2 separate regions of the Mus musculus genome follow, and region 2 is linked to region 1. A link is a contact called in ENCODE Hi-C or POLR2A ChIA-PET data. All regions are on one chromosome and are shown on one strand. The core of a region is the stretch at or near the end of the contact, and the rest is flanking DNA. Distances in the headings are between cores, read along the strand shown. Region 1 holds the start of Rsrc1 (arginine/serine-rich coiled-coil 1). Region 2 holds the start of Veph1 (ventricular zone expressed PH domain-containing 1).

What was found. A loop is a pair of places that touch in the nucleus more often than their neighbours do. ChIA-PET counts read pairs that join two places held with the same protein, here RNA polymerase II (POLR2A).
Region 2: a loop to region 1 is called in a map of Patski, with 2.1 times the contacts of the local background. The contact joins the promoter of Veph1 here to the promoter of Rsrc1 in region 1. A Hi-C loop is called at or near these places in 1 of 37 maps with a recorded cell type or tissue (Patski). POLR2A ChIA-PET finds 5 or more read pairs at or near these places in 1 of 5 experiments (Patski).

Annotation. Positions count from the first base shown.
Region 1 is chr3:66,980,636-66,987,546 of GRCm38, forward strand. It overlaps Rsrc1 (arginine/serine-rich coiled-coil 1), which reads left to right and starts at 5,027. Exons shown (of 10, transcript NM_025822.4): 1 at 5,027-5,171. Shox2 (short stature homeobox 2) reads right to left here and starts at 1,136. Exons shown (of 5, transcript NM_001302357.1): 1 at 576-1,136. The coding sequence starts at 921.
Region 2 is chr3:66,294,359-66,300,793 of GRCm38, forward strand. It overlaps Veph1 (ventricular zone expressed PH domain-containing 1), which reads right to left and starts at 2,479. Exons shown (of 14, transcript NM_145820.3): 1 at 2,245-2,479.

The DNA of each region.
Region 1 (6,911 bases), core at 3,777-6,276:
TCACCTTGGCCTGGACCTTTGGCTGGCTCCTACCTTAACTGTTCAGTAAGAATGTGAAGTTTGGTCCCCAAGATCCGGAGATTTGGGGGCTTTGCAGAGTTACAGTGGTTTTGATGGCAAATCTAAAGAAGGGCAATGTCGTGTGGCTCTCCTCTTTCTCTCCCCTCCCCTTCTCTCCTTTAGGCTTAGGAAAGGGGTTCTGGCAAACTCGGGACTACGGGCTAGTTACAACCGGCCTCCTAGTGAGCCCCTGCCGCACCCCTTCTCGCCGCGGGCCACACAAACTTCGCCGTCCCGCAGCGCGGCCCCATCCTCCCGCTCGCGAAAAACATATTTCGGTGCAACCGGAGCGACAGAGAAGGGTGCGCGAAACCCCACGCCCTCCCCCACGCGAGGACCCCACCCACGACGGAGCAGTCTGGCCTCCTACCCCTCCACTATCCCGGTATCTCCCAAAGCTGGGGTCCAGGGCCCTCTGCGATGCCGCCCTCCTCCCGCTCGGGTCCCGGGTCCTCTCCCGCCCCGAGGATAAGGGAAGGCAGTAAGGGGAACCGCGGCCGGGGGCAGGCCGTTACCCTCCGTCAGCCGCGGGCTGCCGGGCTCCCTGCTCCGCTCCGCGGCTCCCATGTCCAGCTCCCGGACGGGAGAGCGCCCTCCTCCAGCTCCTCCGCCTGCTCCTCCTCCTCCAGCACCTCCTCCGCCTCCTCCGCCTCCGCCTCCGCCTCCTCCCGCGCCGCCGCCTCCGCCGGCCGCCCGGACTGCCGGGCTGCTGCGGTCGTCGCGGCCCGGCTCGACGCAACCGGGCTCTTTGGCCCCGCGCAGCGGCCCGCTCTCTAGCACCTCCCGGTACGTGATGGCCTCCTTCTTCTCCTTCACTTTCTGGTCAAAAGACTTGGAGACGAACGCCGTAAGTTCTTCCATCGCGGCCGCTGCCGCCGCCGGTCAACCTCGCGCTCAAGCTCTCCCTGCCGAGCCCCGCTCTTTTTTTCCTCCTTCTTTTTTTACTGCTCCAGCCCCCCCAATAATAACACATCAATGGGGCAGGGGGATGGGGGAGGAGAGGGAGGAGGAGGAAGAAGAAAAAGAGGAGAAGAAAGAAGAGGAGAAGTAGAAGGAGAAAAAGAAGTAAGAGGAGGAGGAGGACGAGGAGGAGGAGGAGGAAGGAGGGGGTAAAGGGGGAGAGGGGGGAGGAGGGAAGGGGCGGGGGCCGCCAGAGGGAAATGGGAACTGATGCTTCCCTGCCGGAGTGCGCGTGTTCAATGTTAAGATCTTTGACAATTCTTCCTGCGGAGAGTTCAGATCTGATAGCGACGCAGCTCTTGAAGTCTCACTATTTATACTTCCTAAAGGCGGGCCTCTTGTTCTGAGTAAATTACCTCCCCTCGCAACTCCTAGTGAACCCCTTCGCGGGTAGCAGGAGCGCCACTACCTGGGGTGGGGAGGAGAGGGAGTGGGGACGAGAGAGAGAGAGAGAGAGAGAGAGAGAGAGAGAGAGAGAGAGAGAGAGAGAGAGAGAGAGAGAGAGAATATGAATATGAATATTGAGGATGGAGGATCCAGGCTGGAGTCCACCGGGCTGGAGAGGGAGGGCAAGCAGGGGACCAGAGGGGGCGGGGAGAGGAGGCAGGTCCTCAGCGGTCGGGTTTTCTGATAGCCTCGGCCGCTGGTGCTCTTGGCCATTAATCCAGGATTGACAAGAATCCCTAATTAATTTAATTAAGCGTGGATTTTGCGTTGGTGTCACGACTTAGTAAAACACTGGGGAACTGGATAGACTTCTCGGAGGCGGGGCCAAGAGGAAACTGACAAGTGCATTGCAATCAGAGTCAGTGGGTATCCTCAGAGAGTACCCGACCCTACAGCCTCGCTCTGGGTGGGCATCCCAACTGCTCGACCCTACAATGATGACCCCTGGTCTCTGGCCCAGTATCGGGCTCTCTATGGTTAATAGGCCTAGCAACCATTCCAGTATTCCGTTCCTGCACCCTTTCTTGCTCCAAGCCGCTGCAGCTGCACAGCGGTGCATCCGGTCTTCACGCGCCTGCTGCGAATGGGGCTTCATTGCAGCACCTCGGAAGGCTTCACCTCCTTTTAGGATCTTCCGAACGCGCAGCCAGCCTCACTGAGTACTGGTCCCTGTAATTCACTCTACTACTTTGGAGTCAAAGCTGACTCCCATAAAGACACATCCCGCTAGAAGGGGTTGGTCGATTTAACTTGTTTCCTGAGCAGCTGTTCTCTGCCAGATTCGGTCTTAAGGTATTTTCTTACAGCCCGGTCAGGCGCAGTTCCATTTCGATTTTCTCTATGAGGTCTAAGGGTTCTTACTCCTTTTCCTAACAACTCCCTGCACCCTGCCCTTAATTATTTAGCATCTTGGGGGGCATTCTAGTTCGATTTCCTAATTCTGAAAAACAAAAGATGACTACTTTTTGAGTTCTGCGGAAAAAATTACCGATGTTGCTTGTCGCTCGACTAATTTTTGTTTACCGTGGACTGTGAAAAAAAGACTCACTCTTTGGAGGGGGGAAAACAACTCTCTTTCTGATTTATAACTTAAAAACTGTATATTTGACAATTATTTTATAAAAACTCTTAATTATATGGGGGGGGGGGACATGACTGTCTCCTCTAAGCCACGGCTTGCTGTGTGATTTGTAGCTATGCAAATACTTATTTGCTCACACAAAAGAATGTTTACATATGAAATGTTACATTTACTTGAATATGTAAACAAATATACCTCTTTAAGTGGCAGTTTGGGGGGGCATTTTCAGTATACTGAATATTAATGAGTTTTGTTTGATGTTAAAAGATAATGTTTTCGTTCTCTTGGATCCAGTACTCAGTAAAAATGAAAGCAGTTACAGGCCATTAATATGTATATCTTCTACTTATTGATTAGAACAACAAAACACACTTAGCCAATAATTTCAGAAGTTCTACCCAAACAACCTAAAACATTGGTAAAGAGAACACAGAATTGTGGTACATAATGTATTCTCAGTCGAGAATTTAAGTGTAATTTAAGACGTTCCATAACTTCTTGTAATACTAACTACATTGCACATTTAAAGGACATGAAAATAAAGCTTATTAGAAATGTTGCTTTACTTTTTCTTTGACATTATCCTTCCTTCTAGAAACATTTCCCACCCTGCTTTTAGGACAAAGGCATACCTTTACATGGTTAACAGCGATTGCATTAAACATTTAGGTATTATTGAAGTACATGAACTCTTGCTTTTATTATTTCACAAGACTCAAAACCTTACTGCTTCCTAACTTCTATGAATTTAGGAGCAATGTCACATTGAGCATCGGTCTGCTATCTGTAACACTGTAATTCCGGAGAATAATCACAGAATTTTACTCTTTTGTGAAACTGTTTAAAAAAGATCATTTAGTAATGGGATCCACTAAGTTGACATGGTGTTTCAGTAGCTTTCAACCTCTATGACGAAATACATATTCGTAAACACCTCCCAAATAGCCCCTGCTAGAAGCCTGGTAAGAGATCAGGAGACCCCCAGACGCTTCTTCATCCTTTTAACCACAGGACTTAAATACAAACGCTTATGCCATCTTCTGTACTAGAAGGATGACCACTTTAAAGGTAACCAGAGAAAGATCAGGCATGACTATCCTGTAATTTGAACCAATAGATTTCTCTATTATTTCATCTTCTTGACTCATTCTAACTATAGGGGTGGTAGATGAAGCAATGATAAATCTCCAGTGTCTGACTCCCATTTGTGTAAAGGAAGTTTAATTTAAAATTTTTATTAGCATATAATTGTATGGTTTTCTTTATGAACTTTTCACATATGGAAACATACACCTCTTCTGTTAGCCTCTTATATCCCCCCCCCCATTCCCTTCCTCGCCATCCCCAATAGTCCCTCTTTTAGGAAGTTTCAGTTTTAAGAAATTAAAAGTTTGGAAATTGTATTAATAAAAGCTATGAAGTATGATGTTTCACCAAACAGCAAATATTTTCCTGAGAAAAGACATTTCAAAGCCTTTATTTTATTTTATTTTATTTTATTTTACTTTGTCAAAGTTTTGAAAGGAACATTGACTTTAAAACTCAGGAGACAGCCTATGGACAGATACAAAAATAATCAGGACCCCCCCCCCCCAAGAGTTCCCCCAGTTTTTGAATTATTTAAAACAAACATGTAGTGTTGTGGTTTTGTTTTAAAAGAGTCCCTCAAAACTGGCTAGTTAAGGTCCAGTTACTTTCCAGGAATAAACCTATACTGGAAGTGAGTTCCATCTCAAATCTCTGTGGAAATCTGAACCTTAGTATCTAGCTAACAGTAGGCCTGAATCCAAGTTAATATTTTATATATCTCCTCATTTTTGTTTCCTTATACTAAATCATGAAAGAAAAGTCATACAAGGAAAATATTGTATATTACAGAAAATGCCACGTTTCTTTAATTTCGGTAATAGAAGCTTCTTTCTTTCTTTCTTTCTTTCTTTCTTTCTTTCTTATAAATCTACCCATTTACTTTCTCTTCTAGAGGAACCTTCTCCTATCGGGCAGATTTCTTCCTCCTATCTAACAGTTTCTTTAATAGGAGAAACTAATTGCTTCCAATCCGTGAATGCCTTCACCTTCATGGCAGGAAAAAAAAAAAAAACCCACCGATTTTAATGTATTTTTTTGCAAATAAATCATTACAGTTTAATCACACACGACTCTATGCAGACACACTCCCATGATTTATTATTGTTGGGCGAATTTCCACCTCGCTCAACAGGAACTAACCAATTTTGCTCTACGCGGATGTCTTAAACATAACTTCTTACGATGTAGATGTTTGCTGATTATCTGTGACGATAACGGCGAATACTAAGGCAGTAACATCCCATAGTACCACCTTTATTGCTTTTGGAGAATAAGAAAATCCAATTATGCAAACACGCAAAACAAACATTAAACAAAAAATTGGCGGCATGACAATCCACTCGCTCGGCATTCCTAATGGTCCAGCAGCCTGCATCGACGCACTCGACAGCTCGGCTGAAGCTGCCTGGTGCTGGAACCAGGAAGGCGCTGAGCTTAAATTGAAGCAAGTTCTGAGGACGCCGGTGGCGCCGTGGTTAGAAGAGGGGGTTCCAGGTCCCCACGTCGGGAGGTGCGAACCCGAAGGTCGAGCCAGGTGATGCCGGCGTCCAGAGCTTGGGGGCGGCGCCCGCGAAGGAGGCGTAGCGAGGCCCAGCTCTGCGGGAGGCGGCGTGGGGCCTGGCGCAGTCTGTGGCCAGGAGCTCGCCGAGGGTTGGGCCTGGGCCCGCGGCGTGCGGTTTGTAGCCGTGCGCATGCGCCCCGCACCTTGCAGGGTCCCAGCCTGCTGGCTCTGGGCGAGGGGGTCGCCGGAGTGGTCGCGGGTGGCGAGCGGCCGCAGGCCCCAGGCTTGGCCTACAGTGTGGAGTTGATGTGGAGAGGTAGCCCCCAGTCCGCGGGTCCCGCGGGTCCTCGATCGCCGTTCCTCGGATTCCCAGTTGTCCTTCCTTTTTAGCCAGGTTCACTCTCACCTCCTCCAGGTAGTCGGAGCGAGGGGGAGGCTGTGGCTAAGTGTGCACGGAATCCCCACCCCTTCTCCTGTCTATCGGATGCTTGTTGGCTGGAGAGAGAATACATGGTTAGACAGACCCTTCCTGTCTTGACATATACACACATCACTTTAAACAGTCTGTGAATTTACCTTCTAGACTTTTGGTCATGTGACCAGATAGTTAACTCCTGAACTCATTCACCTTTCTCAGGAGTTACAATGGATGTTGTCTGCCCTCGATTTTAGGTTATTATTAATGTAATTTCTGAGTTGTATTTAAAATGTTTATTGAGGGGGGGGGGAAAGCTCTAGATTTGCCAGCAGCCCAGTTTTGTCCCTACTAAGTACTAGGTTGTTAAATAAATTCACACATCATGTGCTGGCATATGAAGGTATTCGAGTTGTCATCTTTGAACTTAGATGTAAAAGCTCCCAGTGAAGTAGCTACGTAGAGTTTTCAGGTTTTAAGGAGTGGAGCAGATGTGACAGGTACAACCATGTGGGGAAAGCAGCTCTCCTTTGAGAGCTTCTCCAGTCTTAGAGTTTATGAATATTCACTTTCTTTGCAGACAAAGGAGATTTCTTGCTAAGTGGTAGCACTTTATGACTGTATGTTCAATAAGAAGGCTAAAAATGTCTGAAGCTGAAAAAGACAAAGGCAGCTGGCACTTGTCTGTTAATTGGCCTCGATGACCCAGTCTCTACATATTCAGCGTGGAGAGTTGTGATGTGAATTGGTTGTCATAGGGTTGTTGTAGTGCATTTACAGATAACTTTCTTCTGGTTTCACTCCCAGAATATGGGAAGGAAGTCCTGTGATTTGTTAGTTTAAAAAGAGACACTAAATAATCTACAGAACGTTGTTGCAACAGTAGTTTTTTTTCTAATTGAAAATAATGTTATTTGTATACGATACATTCTGTTTTTTGTTCTTTGTTTTTCCAGACAGGGTTTCTCTGTATAGCCCTGGCTGTCCTGGACTCACTCTGTAGACCAGGCTGGCCTCGAACTCAGAAATCCTCCTGCCTCTGCCTCCCGAGTGCTGGGATCAAAGGCGTGTGCCACCACGCCCGGCTGTATACAATATATTCTGATGATGGTTTTCCCTCATCTCCCAAACTAACAAATAAAGAAAAAGGAAACTAAGAAAGCATGAGAAATGTGTACACACACACAAACCATAATATACAAGCAAAAGATCGGTATGGTTTACAAAAATGACCAAACAAAGCAATATGAGAAAAAAAAAAAAAAGTTTCCAAAAAGATCTCTGTGTTTGTTTTATGTTGGCCATCTACTGCAGGAGATGGAGCCTGCCCTTAAGTGTGGTTTGTGTACCCTTGGGAA
Region 2 (6,435 bases), core at 1,229-3,728, 690 kb before region 1:
AGCACCTGAGTAGGTAGATTAAAACTCCTGCGACTTCCCCAACCCCCGCCACCAACCCCAGAGCCTGAGCATTTTATTCTTATAGAAAATTTCCCATCAGCATATTATTACATCATAGCTTTTAAAAGTCAAAATTCCATGGTACGGTTAACTAAACTCAGTTATTGGTATGAAGGCACATAGGGTTGCTTGTTTGTTTCATTTTCTGTTGCTGTCATTTCTGTATTTTAGTTGTACTTTTCATTAATCGTAAGTCTGGGTAAACTTCATGTGTATCATACACATTTCACTAACTTAACTATGTTCTTGTAGATTTGGGGACAACTCTTATTTCTTGGAGAAGACGCTTTACTGTGGTGTTTCTTACCTCTGCCATGGCCTAATGATGACTGAGTTTGTTTCCAGATCAGAAACAGACTAGGGTGCAATGTATCTTACACTTTTCATGGCTGGGTAATCCAAATCCCTGTGTTTTCCATATTAGTGTAATATTTACTCAGCTGTTTACCGGGCTGAAGGGAATGCCCTTCCAGGGAGCCAGAACTTTTCTAGCTGACCTATACTCATTGTTCACTTATAAATACATTAATAATTTACTCCATCATGGGTCTGTAGATGCTGCTGCATGGGAGTGAACACAGGGCTCAGTCCCTCTAAGGTTGGAAAAGTGCCCTCAGAACACAGACAGGTCTCTAGGGGAAGATTTTGATCGTTAGCTCAGGAAGCCAATTTGTTCTGAGGTGTTCAAGCCTCCGCCTTACAACTCAGGTGAGAATAGGTCTGACTGATTCCCTGCTTCCGGAGATTCTGGGATAGCAAGGGTTATACTTTGAGCAACATGACTGCATCAAAACATTTTCATTTAATTTACCTGAGATAAAAATGCCTATTGACTAACTCAGGTCCATTCGGATGCTATGAGACGTTGAATAAATTTCCGAGATAGATTTTTTTTTCACTTGAAAGAAAGGATTAAAGATTCTATTGAAGAAACATCTTTTTCACACAGTGTGAAAAGACCACAGGCGTTCCCATGGGAATCACCCGAATCTGTTTCGGCCCTTCCCACAGATGGCCATTGTTCCCGGCAGCTCTGCGACCCTCTTCTGTGGCATGATGCTACATTTTACTTGTACCAAAAGCCACCACCGCTAGATTATTCTAAACAGTTCTAAGATACTCAAACCTGAGGGGCTTTGTCAGAATCCAGACAGTTCAAATTTGTAGCATGCATATTGTAAGAACATATAAAATAGCAATTTTACCATCTATTTATCAAAAGCTCAACATGTGTAATTTTAAATACAAATTGCGAGTTTTGAAAACAAATGGAGAAGTGTTTCCCTTCGTGGACTATGAGGGGAAACTTATCAAATCTAACAAACTTTCTAAAGCACAGCCTTTCCGGATGAATTCATAAGTATGTCCATTTTCATCTGGAACTTTTGACTTAGCAGATCATATTTTCCTCTAGAGAAACATATATCTTGGTTGTTTTTTAAATCCATATTCAAATTCTATTGGGCTTGTTTTCCCAGGAAACAAGCCCAAATTCTCAAACCATGAGGATACCCAGTGCTGAGTGTATGACTTTGTCATTTAAATTTCCAATATTACTCTGCCGTATGAAGAATTCAAATCATTTCCCAGGTTTAATAAAGTTTAAATTTAAAAAAAAAGGATGCCATTGAACCCAACTGTTGATCATTAAACCAATTTGAATGTGCATTTGAAAGACCAAAGAAGTAGCTATATTAGATCATGATTTGTAATATGCACACAGCAGCAGTGGTGAACCGCACCGATGAGTGTCCAGCCTCCGACTGGAATGGGCCTACTTAGCTTTCTGCAAAAAAACAATAGCAGGGACTGTTCCCCTGCTCATTGCAAAAGGCTTCTCATGGTGAATGCATATGTGGAAAGAAGACCGCAGTTATGGAGTAAAACAATATGTACACAGTAAGTGTCCAGCACAGCTATCTGGTCCTAGGGGCCTAGGGACATGTCTTAACCACCCACAGAGAATTAGATATTCTTAGCTTAAAAACTGAAATGTACACACACAAACAGTCACGCACACAGCTTCTAGGTGCACTTTATCTGCATAATCAGCCAGCCCTTGGAAGTTTCTCTGCTCAACTTTCCCAGCCCTCCTCTGTTCTTGCCTGCCTGCAGTTTCTGGCCCTCACTTTGATTAACTTTTGTTCCTGCTGAACAAAGGGACAGGAAAGAAGACAGCCATACCTCCTAGCACGGGACACTGGCAGGTGCAGGCAACAGAAGGCAAATGCTTGATCCCTTGGAACACTTCAGCTGGGACCCAGGACCACGCTCAGAGGCAGCCCTGCAGCGCCTGCCTGTCCTGCCGGTGGCTGCTGGCACGTCCCTGTGAGCTTGTCATGCAGCGCTGCGCCTGAGTCCCTCCTGTGGACTCACCGTGTGGTATCAGGCGAATGAGTAACTTTCTTCCCTTTTCCAGACTTCTGTTTTAGATCTAACAATTGGCACCGGGTCCCTGACTTCCTCTGTAGACTTACAGCAGTTTCTCGGAGGCCAATTTGTAGTGTAAAAGAATTGGATTTGCTACCAACCAGTAATTTAGGTTCCGTTAATGAATAACCCACTTTAAAGAATCAAGGAAGTTTTAGGTTAATATCAGATTTTGGGGCATTTAGGCAGGCATGTGTGAAAGAGGTGGGGGTCATGGAATGAGACGGTATTTAAGTCAAACGTGATAGAAGAAAAATACCATGTAGCAAGTGCCCGAAGGAGCAGCTTTCTAACTACTCTATCAGTATTGCTAGTGAGACACTGAAAGACTGTCTGGAACATCCCAAGAAACCCTAGGAATGTTTTTTAATCCAGCAGGGTTTCTTCTTGAGTCCATTGAAATTGCTCATTTTCTTTACCTTCCAAATATGGAACTGTCTCTCAGATCTAATGGATAGGGGATTTCTTACAACCCACCCCATGTTTCCACAGATCTCTGACTTTTAAGGAGAACGCAATACCTCTAATGCATAAATTAATTGGTGGTACCCAGTGGACCGATACATCAGGAGGCTCTTTTCTCCCCTAACAGGTATGAAATAGGCTTGCTTCCTTTATTGATCAGAGGTTTTTGCTTGCATAGAATACTCCTGAGACTTTCTAGGGCTTTTAGCCAAATTGGGTGAGCGCATTGGGGTAAAGCAGAGGGAGAAAACAAGGTATAAGGTACACAACCAAATATATTGTATGTCTTTGTCACTGGCAATTATTACAAAAGCCATATTCAGATAGTGTGGATTATTTTTTCCTGTTTGCCACCAAGCATCCCATTATTCTAGTCAAAATTGCCCTCAATCTCCCCTTGGGAATCCACATTCTTTGGATAGAGTTGATGCGTACACACAAGATGAGCCCTAATTGCTCCTAGCTAACCAGAGAATCATAGTGAGTGATTTAGGGAAGACATATGGACCCTTCCAAATCAATCAAACAACAAAGGTAAATGTTTGATCTCAGTGGGAATAATCTTTGTTGCCTATTTTGACGCCTGAAGATATCAAGTCATATTGCTCTTGCCGTATTGCCACTAAAAAACCCCAGTGAGTTCATTTGAGTCCTTAAGCCAGCTTCTCCTAAAGATACATCTTCCATGTGTGCCAACACGTTTCATAATGGGAGTGATTTTGGCTTGGCTTTTCTGCTGCTTCCGGGGTGTGTGTGTGTGTGTGTGTGTGTGTGTGTGTGTGTGTCTGTGTCTGTGTGTGTGTCTGTGTGTGTGTATAGGGGATAATCTGCCCAACAGAACTGTCCTGATCTAGGTGTGTAGCTAGACTCTCTCACAAGCAAACCTTAAGCATTAGTGGGTGCATAGAGTCACCAGGACACATTTGTGACAAATGTCCCCATTGAGTGACAGCCGTGGCCCTCCACTGACTGCACTGGAGAGGAAGGGCTTGAAAATGAATGCAGTCCTTCAGTGCACCTTACATCTGGCTTCTCAACTTGTTCACTTCTCTCGTACTTCCATTGGACACCCACCCCACCCCCCGCAGACCTGGATGGCAGTGCTTGGTATGAAACCCAAAGAGATCTGATCACAAGAGCCTTCGGTGCATGCAAGTTTCATTAATTTGTTTGGTCTTACAGAGTTTTTTATGACCCTACTTTTCCCTCTATTCTTGTACAACATGAAACAAACAAATGGAAACATTATCTCTGAACCATTAGGTGAGAAGAAGATGCTTCCATTATAAAAGAGAGGGAGTAAACGCTAAGGTAACCTTAAATGGATGAAGTACAGAGAGGCACTAAATGCTCCTCAGTGACTAGTGTCTATGAGTAACTTTTGGAGGTAGAGAGAGTGTCTCACTGTGAAGTCCAAGCTGGCCTAGAGCTCTATATAGTTTAGCTTGGCGTTGAACTCATAGAGATCCTCTGGCCTCTACGTAACAAGTCCTAGAATTGCAGGCATACACCACCGTGCCTGTCTGAATAGGATTGTTTTTTGTTTATTGGCTTTTACATTTTGTCAAGTGAACTACTTGTGTGTTAAGTCTCTCAGCTCAGCATAGAGTCCATTGTAGCCACAGAAATGCAAAAATATTCAGAGACTCCTTTTTTTTTTTTTTTTTTTTTTTTTTTTTTTTTTTTTTACTCAGCACAATGGCAGGGGGATCAAACTGTGGCAGTCACACTTCTTAAGAACTGTCAGGAGTAAGGCTGTGTAGATGAGGTTTACTTAGTTTCACTATAATAAAGGTTATTTTCATTAATATATGATGGTGAATGCAATGCCATTTACCACCCAACCCAAGAAGACTCATTATTCGTTCCATTAAGTAGTTTTCCTCTGTGTAAAAAGCCTAGGCGTTCTACTTACCTGGCAATTAGATGGGGAAGGAGAGGACCATATTATATTCTCCTCTGTCCTTGTCCCAACAGTGTCAATGGCTCTCACAAGGTTCTATTTTAGATGCTTAACATTTCTATGATCTGGGGTTGATAGCACCTACAGTGATGTGCAAGGATTCATTGTATAGTCTGTATGTGTGAGTGTAGCTTTCCCTCCTTGGGAATTCAGGGTTTGTGACTTGCTTCTAATGCATAGAGCCTTACCAGGCGGGAAGAATGCTATTGCTGTGGCTCCCTTGCTATCTAAGGTGCCATCATGCTCCTGGGCTCAGTCGAAATGTTCTTCTTTCTGGTTCAGTGAAGTAATTGTCCATGTGGAAAAGCACACAGGACAAGGAACTAGGAGTGGCCTCCAGGACCTAACGAGAAACCAGGACCTTCATTCCTACAGACACGCAGAAGTGAATTCTTCCCACACCAGAGGAATTCTCCAGCAATGCTTCAAGGTGTGAACTCAGCTCAGCCGACACACTTGATTATTCTCTGGCAAGATCCTTAGCAGCCACATACAACCAAGGATATCTATGAGTGCAACCCAGTGCAAAGCAGTAAAGTTACTCAAAGCATTTGGTTTTGTGATTTTTTTTATAAAAAGATTTATTTTGAATTAAGAATTGTAAGATATCTATATCTATAATCTATCTATATATGGATATACATATCTTATATATGTATATGTGTACACACACATACACATACACTCGTGCACGTGCATGTGCATGTGTGTGTGTGTGTGTGTGTGTGTGTGAGCGCGCACAAGCCTGAAGAGGCCATAAGAGGGCACTGGGCTCTTAGGAGCTTGAGTTACAGGTGATTGTAAGCTACTCAGCGTGGGCTCTGGGAAGCAAACTTGGGTCTTCTGCAACAGCAGCAAGCAGTCTTAACTGCTGAGCCATTTCTCCATCCGTATAATTTTTTGTATTTTTTTTTTTTTTGTAACTCAATTACATCCTTTTCAAGCATGAATTTTTGATGAAAAGTTGGGTTGCAATGCCAAAGGTTTTATATGCCTAGGTGCTTTAGAATGATCCAATTAAGTAATAAGTCATAACCAACTTCCCCTGCAATGCAAGGTTTGTCCATCTCTAGAACAAAGTGGGCAACACCCAAGATTGACCTTCAGCCTCCACTCATGCCCAAGTATGCCCACATGCCCAATGTCTGGTGACACTGAAGTTATATAAAGTCTTTGCTGTTCCTGCAAGAAGCCTCTGCACTCGCTGCTGCCTCTGTCTCCAGAGGTATCTCCTAGAGGTCCACTGACTTACTCCTGATTAGGATTTGAATTTGAAATGTTGCCGAGATCTCATGTTTTGAAGGCTTGGTCTCCAGCTTGTGGTCATGGAGCCTGTAGTGAGTAGACAGTAGGTCACTAGTGGGGAGTCCTTGAAGGTCATACCTGCGCTGCTCAGGTTTTCAGTCTGGTGTCTCTGCTTTCTGGTCTGTATCGTGTGAATAGTTACCATACATGCCATTCTCATTCCCTCTCTCTCTCTCTCTCTCTCTCTCTCTCTCTCTCTCTCTCTCCCTCTC